Regions from separate parts of the Mus musculus genome. Here region 1 is linked to region 2. Evidence: chromatin loops called from intact Hi-C (ENCODE). Cell type or tissue: left cerebral cortex. All regions are shown on one strand. Each heading gives the region's core, and the rest is flanking DNA. Links, peaks and the distances in the headings are about the cores only. Region 1 overlaps Tmem154 (transmembrane protein 154). Region 2 overlaps Fbxw7 (F-box and WD-40 domain protein 7).

The links. Hi-C counts contacts between places; a loop is a spot of excess contacts. Peaks named below come from ENCODE experiments on the same cell type or tissue, not always from the same donor. Only the 100,000 strongest peaks of a DNase experiment are listed, where the experiment ranks them.
Region 1: a loop joins it to region 2, with 4 times the contacts of the local background. A loop is called at or near these places in 10 of 42 quality-filtered maps.

Annotation. Positions count from the first base shown.
Region 1 is chr3:84,691,324-84,694,140 of GRCm38, forward strand. It overlaps Tmem154 (transmembrane protein 154), which reads left to right. Exons shown (of 7, transcript NM_177260.2): 6 at 1,172-1,229. Among named protein-coding and RNA genes, the nearest start is that of Tmem154, 27 kb to the left of the region's middle. In left cerebral cortex, for the core only: a CTCF peak has its summit at 1,677 (motif pointing right); a DNase peak (open chromatin) is centred at 1,679.
Region 2 is chr3:84,888,289-84,891,105 of GRCm38, forward strand. The region is part of intron 3 of Fbxw7 (F-box and WD-40 domain protein 7); the gene reads left to right. Among named protein-coding and RNA genes, the nearest start is that of Gm40080, 11 kb to the left of the region's middle. In left cerebral cortex, for the core only: a CTCF peak has its summit at 1,589 (motif pointing left); a DNase peak (open chromatin) is centred at 1,568.

The DNA.
Region 1 (2,817 bases), core at 228-2,727, 200 kb before region 2:
GTGATAGCTGGTCTTTAAACTGTGTGTCCATTAGAAATCAATGAATTTTTAAATTAAAATTTAAAAAATCAATTAAATTTTCTTGATGCTCATATGAAATTGATAAAACTCACTAGATATACTACTCATATTTGTATGTGTTATAGTTGTGGTGTATACATGTATTGTGAGTGTGTGTGTTTGTGGTATATGCATGTATTGTGTGTGTATGCTTCTGTGCAGAGAAAAACATCTGGTGCCACTCTCTAACACACTCTTTGAGAAGTCCTCACTGAGCCTGGACAGCAAGATGTCTCTGACTCTGTACTCCCCTGTTTGTGTGCACACACGTGCATGCACGCACACGCGCGCGCACACACACTGAGGGGACTTATGTGCATGCACAGCTACATCGAGGCTTTTACAAGGGTGCTGGGGATTTGAACTCAAGTCCTTGATGCTTGTGTATTAAGGAACCCTCTTGACCACTGGATGATCTCTCCAATCGTTTGTATTTTTTAGGACAGACTTACTTATTTATGTGCATGTTCACAGTCTGTGCAACTACTAGCATTCACGTACATTCATGGTGTCTAGAAGAGGGTGTTAAATTGTCAGTGAGCAACCCTGCCTCAAAAATTAGGGTGTAGAGCTAATGAGCACATGAGCATACTTGGGTGTGCATATGGCTACCCAGGCGTAACACACAGACACAGAAACACAGACACACACAGACACACAGACACACAGACACACACACACATGATGTAGTAGAGGAGAAAGAAGAGGAGGTCCCTCCCCACCTTCCTGACGCTTCTGCTGTGGAGCTGTCGTGCAGGCACTGTAGGACCTGAGGTACACCATTTCAGTCCTGCGTCTCACTTCCAAGATGCATATTCTGGTTTGCAGAACACTGTGAGCGTCCAGAGGACGGACTGAGCAAGCAGTGATGGATTGTGTGCCCTTTCAATAGGGGCACGGAACACTGCAGCCCTGTATCTGCGTGATCCGTGCTCTTACCGTTTCAGGAGCCTCGGTGTCATTAATCTTTGAACCTCTAGAACTCCCCAGTGGGGCCATTTCTTCACAGGTAGCCGCACAGAGGCGCAGTCTATTCCCAACTCTGTCAGTTTTGTGGGTAGAAAAAGCAATTCTGGTGACTAACGGTGAATTTCCTTTGCTTCTGTCTTAGCCGACTATGAGTGTTTACCTACTTTGAAGGAAGAAAAGGAACCAAACCCCAGCCCAAGGTACTTGTGATGTCTCTCAGGGATGGGGAAGGGTGGAAGAGGGTCCCGTCTACAGCACAGCACAGCATTTTCTTTGACCTCTTTGTGCCTGGCAATTTAATATGTCAGTTTACAGGGAGGAATGTGCAGTCAGGAATCGTGTTTTGGAAAACACAAAGCATCCTAGTAGCTCTTGAGGTTTCAAAGAGACGCTGTTGAACTGACTTTTGTCTTAGTCCTAAGATTTGCTGATTATAGCAAATTGAATCGGGAAGCTATTTACCTTGGATAGATAGATGTTTGGTAAGGAAACAGAAGGAGGGAACAGCCCAGACAGATAGGTTTTCAATAATTGTGCCTAAGAGGAACATTTTATAAAGCAAGAAACAAACAAAGAACCCTAACCCTCTTGGTCTAGATTAGTATCAGAGAGAAATTAAATGAAAATTAATAACATATCCCAGTCTGCCACTAGGTGGCTCTGCCTGATAGAAAATTTTAGTGCCTTGGGACCAGTGTGATTTATTAGCACTTGACAGTATTATTTAAATGATGTGATCTTTGTGAGGAGAGAAATGAGTGAATTTGGGGGATTTCTGATTAAAGAACAGTTTGCTCGGTATGTGGAAAGAGCAGGAAGGAATTGGAGAATGACTATAGTTTGGGGGTCACCAAGTCACCTGTTGGGGTAACAAAGATGACTGGACAGCAGAGAAGTTGAGCTGTGACGGCAATGGGACTCTTGTGTTAGAGCGCACAGATCGAAGTTTGAGAGCACAACGGATACCCGTGAAAACACGTTACCTGTTCACCCATTGCAGATGCTTACAGATGCAGTCATATAGCACCATAGGCCCTGAGGCCACAGCCCTGCAAGTAAAGACTAGTGGTCAGGTTTTCCTTTGGGGTCTCTGTCTCTGCATTTATTCTAGAATCCTGACATATTAGCTAATAGTTCACCACACTGCATCTCTCTGTGTCACGGACTGACACGGTCCTACCCAGGGCAGCCTCAGCTCTGACCCTTAAGCCCACTCTTAGCAATTACGGCCATGTTACCTCTTGGGGGTTTGTATATGTTACAGTTCATTATGAATTTGAAAAATATTCTATCTTACTTAAATGAGATTCCAGATAATAACAAGAAGGCAAAAGAAAGAAAAAGAATGCCCTGGTTATAGGACAAAGGACATTATGGAGAAATCTTTTCCACATATCTTAACCTTTCCCTCCTAATGAGACAGTGCATAGGTCAATACAGGTCATCTGCAAACTGTGTTTACATTATGACTTGTATGTCAGTACTTTTATATCCTTGATTCCCACTCTGAAATTACTGCCATCCCTGTGGAAAACGACCCTGACGGGTTACAAAGATTAAAAGATTAAAAATCTTTTTTCTTAAATATAGAGAGGTTGGTTCTTGAACTAAGCCGCCTGTGAGACAAAAAGGCCATATCTGTTTGGAGCTCTATGTGAACTTGTCATTTTGCAAGTGAATATCCGAATTCCTCTGTGGGCCTGGAACCATCTGGCTTTGACGGGATGCCTGCCAGGGCTTCATCCCGCTCTCTGGAAGCTGTGCTGGAGTCCTGGGCCACCCAGTCTC
Region 2 (2,817 bases), core at 278-2,777:
GCAGTAAGAATGAATGCATGAGTTTGGGGTGTGCACAATTACAAATTACCAAAACTCATTAGTCCTGATACAAGTTCTAAGGAAGAGAGTTGTGTCTTAGTTAGGGTTTTACTGCTGCGAACAGACACCATGACCAAGGCAAGACTTATAAAGAACAGTATTTAATTGGGCTGGCTTACAGGTCCAGAGGTTTAGTCCATCATCATCAAGGTGGGAACATGACAGGCATGGTGCAGGCAGAGCTAAGAGTTCTACATCTTTATCTGAAGGCTGCTAGTGCAAGACTGACTTTGAAAGATCTGCATGCCTTTCTTCTAAACACTGGGATTAAAGGTGTGGTCCACCAAGCCTGGATTTAAGTTTTTCTTTACCTAGAACTTGCTCTGTTCTAGGCTGGCCTTCAACTCATATCTATTTGTCTCTGCCTCCTGGGATTAAAGGCTTGTACTACCACACCTGGACCTAAATTTAGATGGGTGGAATCTTGCCCCAAGGTCACTTCTCCCTTAATTCAAATTAATCTCCTTGAGCACAGGATTCAGCTCCATTTCACTTCCTGGTGTCCCTTTAGTACTCAAACTTTATATTTTGTATTTTTCCTTTCTCAGCTTGCTACATTTGTTCAAATGTTCTTCATCAGACTTAACCAGAGAACAAAGTCTGTTGGGCTTTGTTGGGACTTCCTTTGTCAATGCAATTATTATAAATCTCTTTAGTCTTAGTCTTAGGCAGTCTTTTCAGACAATGGCCACGTTCACCAAAACAACACAAAACAGTCTCTCACCACATATTAAAGTTCTTCTCCACTGAAACCTCTTGGGCTAGCATGCCTAAACAGTTCAAATGACCCTCAGCACCAGTCTTCCATATTTTACTAGGTTGGCTCATTAAGCCCCACTTAAAGCATTCCTTGGCTTCCCAAACCCAAAGTCTCAAATCCACATTCTTCCAAACAAAAGCATCGTCAAGCCTATCACAGCAGTGCCCCAATCCCTGGTACCAACTTCTGTCTTAGGGTTTTACTGCTGTAAACAGACACCATGGCCAAGGCACCTCTCAGAAGGACAACATTTAACTGGGGCTCACTTACAGGTTCAGAGTTTCAGTCCATTATCAAGGCAGGAACATGGCAGCATCCAGGCTGGTGTGGTGCAGGAGAAGCTGAGAGTTCTACATATTCATCTGAAGGCTGCTAGCAGAATACTGACTTCCAGGCAGCTAGGAGTAGGGACTTAAAGCCCACACCCACAGTGACACACCTACTGCAACCAGGTCACACCTATTCCAACAAGGCTACACCTCCAAACAGTGCCACTCCCTGGGCCAAGCATATATAAACCATCACAAGTTGTCACTGTCTTAATCTTAGGAGGGAGCTTTTCCACAAAAGGAGTAGTCACAGATGGTACTATTTGCTGTTGTAAGTTATGTCTTGTTTGTGGTGGAAGACAGATTTATACGAGTGACTTAGAAATAACCTGCACCAGCTAAGCCTCTGGACCAGCAGCCCTAAGAACTTGTTTCCTGTTCCACTGCCTGGGAATACTTATCTCAGAGTCTAGATTAGGTGAATGTGCCCCCTAGTGTTAGAGTGGGCACTCTGACTGCTTGCTGGTTAAATGGAAGCATCTTTACCCATTTACCAACTGGAACATAAAACTGGCTTTGTACCTGCTAATATTTTCTGTATTCTTAGTATCTTGGTTGGTAGATTAAGGAAATGGATCTATAGTATTTTCTGTTCCATAACTCCTTAATTGCTAGTGTAGGTAATGGATAGTATTTTCTGTCTTTTCTTTTTCTTAGTTTGAATTAGTGCTTGGATTTTTGCCTAGACAAAAGGAGTAACTTGGAATGAAGAAAATGGACTCAAACTTAAAGAGCTGCACACTAATCAATCCTTCGAACGCACATGGAAACCAGAGACCACCCCTACTGTCCTCTTAGTTACACAAGTGGCTGAGGTTAGTGATAAAATCCTCTGCAGCCTCCACTGAATTCAAGCTGTGACCAACACAGCATTGTCTGTATGGAAACTGGTGCCTCCAAGTTGGAGAGTGCTTACAAGTGCTGCCTTGTTAGGTTGGTGCAGAAGTATTGTTCTGTAACCTGAACACTCTGAAAATTTCTTGTGTGAAAAATACAGATTATTACAAACAGGATCTATTTTAATGATTCATTAAGACACTGTTATTTTATCTCTACACAAATGGAACTCTTTGTAAGAGAATCACAGTATTTCTTACCATTTCTTACCTCATAAAACCAGTCAGTACAACTGACCCTGTGTCAACTTGACACATACATCCATCACTAGTAAGCTATAATCTTTCCTTTCTTAATCATCTCCAGATCTATAACTTTAAACTCCCTCATTTTTTACAAATTCAAACACATTAAAATTCCCGTCCCTTTAAAATAGCCAGTTTCTTAAAATCCAAAGTCTTTTAAGACAAAGTCTGAATTGTGGATTCAAAGTCTTAACTGTAGACTCCAGTAAAATACTTTTTTACTTCAAGAGGAAAAAAAAAATCAGGGCACAGTCACAGTCAAATCAAAATCAAACTCCAACTGTCCAGTGTCTAGGATCTACTCATAATCTTCTGGACACCTTCATAGGGCTTGGGTCACTTCTTCAGTTTTGCCCTTTGCAGTACACACAGCTTGTCTTCTAGGCTCTGGTTGGCTCCATTCCACTGCTGCTGTTCTTGGTAGTCATCCCATGGTACTGGCATCTCCAAAACTCAAGCCTCAACTTCTGTGAAGGCCCCTTCAGTTCTGGGCCTTCAACTGCCACTGAGGCGGCACCCTCACCAA